Regions from separate parts of the Homo sapiens genome. Here region 2 is linked to region 1. A link is an interaction called in ENCODE POLR2A ChIA-PET data of the cell type or tissue named here. Cell type or tissue: A673. All regions are shown on one strand. Links, peaks and the distances in the headings refer to the core of each region. The heading gives the core; the rest is flanking DNA.

Region 1 (4,000 bases), core at 1-4,000:
TTACTACTGTGAGCTATAATTTCTTTTTTTAAAAAAATGTATATTTATTATTTAAAAAATAATACAGACGACAGTCTGTGTTGCCCAGGCTGGCCTCAAGCTCCTGGGCTCAAGCCATCCTCCTGCCTCAGCCTCTCTGAGTGCTGGGATTACAGGCATGAGCCACCTCACCTGGCCACAGCTATAATTTCTTCTGTGCTGACTGTTGAGGGGAGAGGGTGCTGTAAAATGGCCAAAATGGTTCTGTCTTGTCTTGAACTGATTTTTTACTTGGAGTGGGGCAGGGGGAGACCAATAAATACAGCCTGGTAAATAACTGAAATAAGTGCAGGGACTTCAAGGGAAGAAATCATAATGAAGATACAGGAGAACTTGTTTTTCAAGGATAAATGGATCTTCACACTTAAATTGCAACTGTTAACAAATTAACATTGAGCTCAGTAATCAGACTGGCTCTAACAATTAGGTGATAAAATAGAATTTGACTTCCTTGTGAATTGGTACTTTAGAAAATCCTATTTGTTTAATTTGAAATTAATTGAAATTTTAATTTGAAACTGGGAAACAAGCTTATTTTATTTTTCAAGACAGAGTCTTGCTCTGTCCCCCAGGCTGGAGTGCAATGGTGTGATCTTGGCTCGTTGTAACCTCTGCCTACTGGGTTCAAGTGATTCTCCTGCCTCAGCCGCCTGAGTAGCTGGGATTACAGGCATGTACCACCACACCTGGCTATTTTTTGTATTTTTAGTAGAGCGAGGGTTTCACCACGTTGGCCAAGATAGTGTCGAACTCTTGACCTTGTGATCCGCCTGCCTCGGCCTCATAAAGTGTTGGGATTACAGGCGTGTACCACCGTGCCTGGCCAAAGCTCATTTTATATTAGTAAAAATAAGGGAGCTAGAAATTTGATGTTAAATTGCACAGACACTTAGGTGTGTTCTTTGCAGAATAGCCAACTGAGAGTACTTTTGGCTTTAATACGCATGTCAGAAAGTCAGGCTGTTTTAAGTTTAATATCTTTGCCCCCTCAGAACACTATGTGGCTGCCGTGTAAGAGTGGAACTGTCGAATGGTGAAAAAAGAAGTAGAAATCGTGGCCCACCTCCCTCTTGGGGTCGTCGCCCTCGAGATGATTATCGTAGGAGGAGTCCTCCACCTCGTCGCAGGTACTTGAGAGAAAGCTTGTTAAGAGGTATTGGTGTAATGGAGTAGCTAGTAGGAGCAGGTATTTCTCTTAAGTTTGTTGGTGGGTTTTAAACTTTGGAAGAATCGGAGGTTTCTGTGAAACATTTGTTGGGTGTAATTTGGGGTATGTGAGTTGTGCTGAGTGTTGGCTTTTGTCTTTAGGTCACTGTTCATGTTGGTAGTCAGTAACTTCTATCTTGGATCTGTCTTCTAGTTCATCTTTCTAGTTGCATCTTTCCAAATCTTCCCTTATACTTCAGTTTAGGCCTTTTTCCATTTCTTGGCTCCATAATGACAAACATTACATTCAACTCTAGCTCTTCACAAATTTGTGTTTTCTACTATTAGCACAATTGTAATATTTATCAAACAGGCAGCTGTTTTAATGTTACAACTGGTAAAGTAGAAATCATTCTGAGACTAACTTAAGTCACTGACCAATAAAGGGGGCTAAAAAAGAAGTAATCCCAGTCATCTGTTCTTCAATCCCAAATAGGAGAAAATTCAGTTTTTTTATAATTGAAAATGGCATCATTCTTGGACCAGGCAGTATTGTCTGGGTGCTAACTCCACATCTCCTCAGACCTCCAAAATAGTTTCTATAGGACTAAATTTACCTCTTACAGGTGAGTGGAGTCCTTCTAGGAGACAGGAGTTCAAAATCTTGCCCCTTTTGCTATTTTGAAAAACAACAGCACACTGTTGCCCATCATAATAAAGAGTATTTGTTAGCTAATAGATGGTTGTACTGATGGCTTGTTTTTCATTTTTTTTGTGCTTTTTGGTCCATCTATTAATAAAAATGAACCCCGTTACAGAGTCACCATCATGTCTCTTCTCACCACCCTCTGAATCTGCATTAGCCAGTCAACTAGCCCTTTCAGCGTCATGTGACCAGCGCGCCCCATTCAGCTTGGCTGGTGTCGTTTCACATGACCCAGGCTGGCCAGTCGTCAGGTTGCACCGCCCTTTGGTTCCCGAGCATGCTGTTTTCTCTCAGCCTTCTCTCCAACCTTAACCAAATCGGCAGCAGCCACCTCGACCGCCCACACATTCCTGGCCAATCAGCTCAGCTGTTTATTTACCAAATGTCTTCACAACAACTACAGCAGCAGCCTTCGGCTAACAAAAAAGCAGGAAAAATCCACAACACCCCCTTCGCCAACCAACTAAATCCAACGCAACATCTGGCAAAACCTTTTCAGCAAATTCTTCCTGGCCGTCAGTCCGGCAGCCTCACCTCACCATTTCTAGCTTGTTGAAACCCAAAACTAGTAAGTTTTTCCTGCTTATACAGTTTACTGCTGGTTAAAATAAGGAGTAAGCGGCTTAAAGTAATTCTTTTTTCTGGATCAAAGGCTGGCTGTGCATAATTGAATGGTAACGTACATATATATTGCTTGAAAAACTTTTAAGGGTGATAGGGAACTCGTAATGTAACTAGGCCTTCAAGTGAAACTTATTTGCATGTGCAAGATGCCAAACTAAAAATTTTAATATCTCTAACAGATTAGCTTTTCTGGCAAAAATTTGTTGAATCCTATCACCTTTAAATGGTTTTACTAACAGTTTCAAAATTTAAAATTTTGGGGTTGAAGTGTGGGCCAAGCTAAGGTAATTTTGGTAAGCCTAAACACACTCTTAAATGTGACGATCACAAATGCAGTTCTAATGTAGCACTTAATGGCATCAATATTTACACCTACCGCGTTTTCACAAAATTACACTATCCACCTGGTACCTAAGTCTTGTCATGGACTTACAGGTTTGCATGGGTTCCAAATACTGGTTTATGGTACTGTTTTTGGAACTACTTGTGGGACTATATTTTGGTGTGGTGTTTGGGTAGTGAAGTTAGTTTGACATGAAGTTTTGCATTGGACAGATCTGCTGTGAAGCATTCTTTGTTAAAGTGAATCCATGGTTGGAATACCTGCTTTTCACTTGAGCTTTTTGTTTCTTAATCCTTCTGTGCCTTTTTTTTCTTTTCTTTTTTTTCTTTTTTTTTTTTTTTTTTTTTTTTTGGACGATGGGTGCCAGTTCTTCGGCACATTCACTGGGCCCAACAGTGAGATTGAAAAGTTGGGAAATGCCTCACGCCATAAATACTAATTGATGATGAGCCTAATTTTCCTGTTTCTGCTTTTAGATCTCCAAGAAGGAGAAGCTTCTCTCGCAGCCGGAGCAGGTAAATGACTACCTTTTTTGGCTACGTTCTTAGAAATGGCAGTGTTTCTGCTATTCCTAAACTTTTCCAGGTGGCTTAGTTAATGGGAATAAACCTTGGCTTTAATAGTGAATCAAGTTGTAAGGATGAGTCAGCTTTCTTTGAGTTTTCAAAGGCTTTTTAGAAAGTATTTAATTTTTTAAAAAAGGATCTGTCACCCAGGCTGGAGTGCAGTGGTGTGATTATAGCTCACTGTAGCCTTTAACTCCTGGCCTTGGAGTGATCCTCCCTCTTCAGCCTCCTGAGTAGCTTGGACTACAGGCAAGTACTGCCATACCTGGCTAATTTATTTTTTGTGGAGATGGGATCTCACTTTGTTGTCCAATCTGTTCTCAAACTCTTGGCTTCAAGTGAGCCTCCTGCCTCTGCCTCCCAAAATATTGGAATTATTGGCATGAGTCACCATGCCAGATCAAGAAAATATTTATGTATAATTTTATCATACCTCATTGGTCCTAATGTTTTTTTGCTTGTTTAGGTCCCTTTCTAGAGATAGGAGAAGAGAGAGATCGCTGTCTCGGGAGAGAAATCACAAGCCGTCCCGATCCTTCTCTAGGTCTCGTAGGTAAGATCTTTGATAACTTGTAT
Region 2 (4,930 bases), core at 1-4,000, 370 kb after region 1:
GGCCCCGCTTGGGTCCGCAAGGCAGTGGGAAGGAAGGACAGCTGGCACAACTTACCCCCATCACGAACTTGGTATAGCTCCGGATGGCCAGGGCCTGGCTGAACTGAGGAGACAGAAGGGAAGAGTGGTTTGCCACAGGCACCTCAGGATGCAGACTTCAGCAACACATGCCCTCACCCCACCCTCTGTGCTGAGCTCCTCACAAGCACGCTGCACATGCCTTTCCTGTCAGCCCTCACAGTCACTGCCCAGAGAAGGCCTGGGGGGCAGAAACGGGGTAAGTGGACTGAAGGGAGTCCCGAGAAGGAGACCCGGTAAGAGGGATCAGCTGCCGCTGCCTGTGCAACCCACCGGACTGTGAGCCTCAAGGGCTGAGCCCGTGTCTGCCTGATCAACATCCAGGGCTTGGCACGCAGTCAGTGCTAAGACAGACATGCACCCTGAAACCCAAAGACGAATCCTGGCCTGTGGGGTGAGGTGAGGGCAAGTCCAGGCTTATCGCCACCTCCACCTCAGCAAGCTTTTCCCCCTTCAGACCCCAACTCCTCAAATCCTGCTTTGCTGAAGCAAACAGCTCCTAGTGAGGAAAGGTGACTCCCCCACCCTCAGCTTCCTGTGGAGCGGCCATCCCACCAGATCGATGGCCTGGGTTCTTGGTCAGAGATTTGCTCAGATGTCTGCTTGAGTGGCTTTGACAGCCCGGCAGCCTCACCTCGGCCTTTAAGCCACATACAGAAAAGCACTCGAAAAACACTTTAGACAAATCTGTTGACTGCTGTTGTTGCTGATGTAAGCACGGCAGCCTCTGGTCAGACAGCTGCCCACCTAGATGAGAAACCACTTAGCGGTGCACTCCTGGCCACCCTTGCTCTGTATGTGACAGCAGCAGCTTACCCACCCACAAGGCCCCCCGAGAAGGGGCAGAACTGCAGGAATGTACCACTGTGATTGCAGATGGGGTGGGTCTCTATGGAGCCACTTTAATTTGCTTACATCGAAAGGCCAGTGAAGACTCACCTGCCCAGGTCAAGTGGCCAGTCTCCCTGCAAGCAGAGGCTCCCATCTGGGATGGGGCACTCCTCACCACACAGAACAGACATGTACCACACACACACACATGCTGAACATGACCCCCTTCCCACCCAGGTGATTCTGGCAGACACGTCCCCAGGCCCTCCTAGCCTCCTGGGAGGGAAAGCCACTTCAAGAAGGAATGCCATCCTTCTTGAAGGTGATCCCCACTGTGAGAATGTCTGGACACTGCAATTCCCAGCCATCGCTGCTCCCTACCTCTTATCTTGGTTCAGGCAGAACCAGTCAACCCCTCAGGTACCTGGATGGCCTTCCTCAACAAGTGCTGTGTAGAAGGACCAGGCCTTCCTATGCCTGACCCGACCTGCTGAAAGGTCTATGTATACTAGGCTGTGTAGACCACAGCTAACAAAATAGGAGGGTGTATCGGACTGTACACTTCCTAGCAGATCTGAAAAAACTCAGAGGAATGCACCCTTGGCCTGGCCAGGGATCTAATTCCAGCCCTGTCAGTTCCAGCTGAGTGACTCTGGAGAGCCCAGAGCCTCTCCAGAATTTGTGATCTCTGGGTCTCGATTTCTGTATTGGTAAACGAACATTATACCTGCCCTGTTCCCTTCACAACTAGGATGCCGTCAGATCAAAGGCCATAACGTTCACAAAAGGGTTTTAAAAAGCAAAAGACGTGACACAAAGGTCAAGAGGTGATCACTATTAGCTGGTCTATCTTCTGACTTCCTGAGCCCTAGTTGGGTCACTGCCTCGGAGCAGCCTTAGATAAGCTGGGGTCTGTTTCTAAGGCGCCCAGGGACAAGCATTCCATTAATTCCTCCCAGGTCTGGGTACTAATCTGGAATCTCGCCTCTTGAGGCCGTTCTCCCCTTAGACAAAGATGACTCCAGGGATAATGAGAGGTCCTCTCTCACCCTCCCGGCCTGATGCTGAGAATCCCAGAATCCTTGAGTTTGTCCCAGACCCTGGGCATCAGCAGCACACGGAAAGAAGGACAAGTCCTTGTTCCAACCAACCTGGGAACCTGGATTCTGGTCGTTTCCCAGCCCCCCTGGGGTGTCACTCACGCTGTCATCCACCAGGTAGGCATTGATGAAGTGGGCCAGCAGGTTACAGCCCCACAAGAAAACCACATCGCCCAGGAGGTGAGGGATTAATCCACTAAAAAACAAGGTAAGCAGAGATGAGCAGGAGAGGGAGAGGAGCAGTTCCTGGGGGCTCCACACCCAGGAAGCAGGCAGGGATGTTCCGAGCTCAAAATCTTAGCATATCCAATGGCACAGCCTTAGAAAGGAGGCCTGCAGGGTCCAGCAGCTATGCACACTGGGAAGATAGTGCTCCTTTTCCCATGGGGAGGTGTTCTATGCCGCTTTGGATGCCATAAATTAGCTAATAGTCTCAAGCAGTTTTCAAACCACAGAAGCCAGGGATCAAGATGTGAATACTGCCAAATTTGGAATTTCCAAATGCAGATAATAAGAGTGCCGACGTGTTGGTAATTTTCTCCTGGCCTCTTTACCTAACCAACTCTCAGAAGACACACTGCTCAATGCATCTGTTCTCTTTGCCCCTGAAAATATTCTATCAAAAAGATTCTATGCAAGCATTTACAAGGAGGGCTAACTTTTTAAGTGATGGCCTTTAGGATAAACAGCTCTATAAACTGCTAAGGAAGGTTCCCCAAGATGCAGTGCTGAGGGCAAAAGGCCAGTTTGAGGTCAGTGAGTCCCATGTGCCTCTTGTGTTTTTTACAATGTGTTTGCTTGTTTAGGTACAGAGTGCCCTGGGAGGCTCGCCAGGAGAAGGATGGCTGTCTCCTGGGAGGAGAAGCAGAATTTTTGTTTTTGAATTAAAAAAAAAAATCTTATATTTGAAAAACTCAAAAGAATATATGTAATACATCTATGAAGAGTATTAATAAAAGGAACCTCTGTGAATGCAATTTCTAATCTTGTCGTCCCTGCCTGTGCTCAGATTGACTTTGTGCTATACCCTTTGGTGCTTTCTATGCACTGTAACATGTATGAGTATCACCTGTTCCAAAATCACATGGGGAGAAAGAACCCAAAGAGTAGGCATCTGTTGTGCGGGAATCCTATTCAAACACCAGAAGAGAACTACGCAGTGTGAAAAATGCCAGAGGTGGTCATGTGCAGTGTTTCAAGATGGGTGGCTGTTTCTGTAGAGCAGCCATTGGCTGGGGTCCCGGGGCTGCCCCTTTGGCAGGGCACATGGTCCCTGAGGGCCACAGATGCCCTGCACTTTGTCACCTCACATCCAACTTACTTCACCTCTAAAGAAAGCACATACTGAAAAGACTATGTTCAGAAAGAATAAAGCACAGACAGAACCCAGAAGCCAGGCTTGATGAGTTGTTTTTTGACTTGCTGTTTTAAGGTCTAGGCGGTGACATACATGCTGATAGGTATGTCACAAATGTTGGTTTGTTACCAGGTACATGTGCAAATATATGTATGTATAAATACTTACACATACATATATGTGTGTGTGTGAATATAAATCAGAGTTTCTCAACCTTGGCACTATTGACATTTTGGGCTGAATAATTTTTTTTTTCCCCAAGAGACAGGGTCTCACTCTATCACCCAGGCTGGAGTGCAGTGGTGCAATCATAGCTCACTGCAGTCTCCAACTCCTGGGCTCAAGCCATCCTCCCACCTCAGCCTCCCGGGTAGCTAGGACTACAGGTGCATGCCGCCACGGCCAACTAATTTTTAAAAACATTTTTGTAGAGACAGAAGTCTCACTATGTTGCTCAGGCTGGTCTTGAACTCCTGGCCTCAAGTAATCCTCCCGCCTTGGTCTCCTGACAGCTGCAGAAACCACTGAGACTAATCCCAACTAACTGGGATCACAGATGCAAGCAACGACACCTGACTGAATAAGTCTTTGTTGCGGGGCTGTCCTGTGTACTGTAGGATGTTTAGCAGCGTCTCTGGCCTCTACCCACTAGATGCCAGTTGTGACAACCACAAGATGTCTCCGGACACTGCCGATGTTCCCCGGGGAGCAAAATCACCTCCTGCTGAGAACCGTATATATATTTCTATATCATATACACACACATGCACCTACAAGTAGTCACTAATTGGTTAAACAAGGGGCCATAAATAAAAAACATCTCACAAACCGGAAAACCATGATATAAAGACTTCTTATGAATAATATGGAGCCCTGTATCTAGTACAGCGGATACTGTTGTATACCATGTGTCTACCACGTTTGTGACATACTTATCAGCATGTATGTCACTGCCTAGACCTTAAAACGGCAAATCAAAATACAACTCATCAAGCCTGGCTTCTGTCTGCACCTTATTCTTTCTGAACTTAGTCTTTTCAGTATGTGCTTTCTTTAGAGGTGAAGTACACTGGATGTGACGTGACGAAGTACAGGGTGTCTGCGGCCCTCGGAGACCATGTGCCCTGCCAAAGAAGCAGGTCCTGGGTCCTGGCCGATGGATGCTCTACAGAAAGAACCGCTCAGCAGGACAAGATTTTCTGGCTTTTCAAGAGATGCCAGACATGTGGATTTTTGTGCAACATATCTTAAATGTTAACGGCAACAACTAATTTGTCAGAAAAGCAATGTCAAACAGAATCCACTGGCTGTGGTCAGCCTGTGAGCTTCCAGAGCTCCACCCTCAGTCCAAGTCAGATTTTCAGTCATGTTTTAGCAGTGAGGCCAAGGACTATGCAGTGACTTAGCTCATGAAGACCAGCCCCACACCCACCACAACTGGATGAGGCCCAGTGGGGCTGGTCAGTTCATCTCCCCCATGTACTAGACACACAGTTCCACTTTTACATGAGCCATGGCCTGAAAAGGGCTAAGCAGCTTGGACACGCTATGGAGCTCTGGAGAG

What was found. ChIA-PET counts read pairs that join two places held together with the same protein. Peaks named below come from ENCODE experiments on the same cell type or tissue, not always from the same donor. Only the 100,000 strongest peaks of a DNase experiment are listed, where the experiment ranks them.
Region 2: POLR2A ChIA-PET joins it to region 1 with 16 read pairs; 6 of 35 experiments call an interaction of 5 or more read pairs at or near these places.

Annotation. Positions count from the first base shown.
Region 1 is chr6:36,597,818-36,601,817 of GRCh38, forward strand. It overlaps SRSF3 (serine and arginine rich splicing factor 3), which reads left to right. Exons shown (of 6, transcript NM_003017.5): 3 at 1,032-1,166; 4 at 3,335-3,373; 5 at 3,891-3,977. Among named protein-coding and RNA genes, the nearest start is that of SRSF3, 5.5 kb to the left of the region's middle. RefSeq lists enhancers at 1,631-2,132, 2,133-2,632. In A673, for the core only: no CTCF peak of the experiment used is centred there; a DNase peak (open chromatin) is centred at 2,114; H3K4me3 peaks cover 3,005 bases.
Region 2 is chr6:36,970,592-36,975,521 of GRCh38, forward strand. It overlaps MTCH1 (mitochondrial carrier 1), which reads right to left. Exons shown (of 12, transcript NM_001271641.2): 8 at 2,061-2,205; 9 at 56-103. Among named protein-coding and RNA genes, the nearest start is that of MTCH1, 13 kb to the right of the region's middle. In A673, for the core only: no CTCF peak of the experiment used is centred there; no DNase peak of the experiment used is centred there.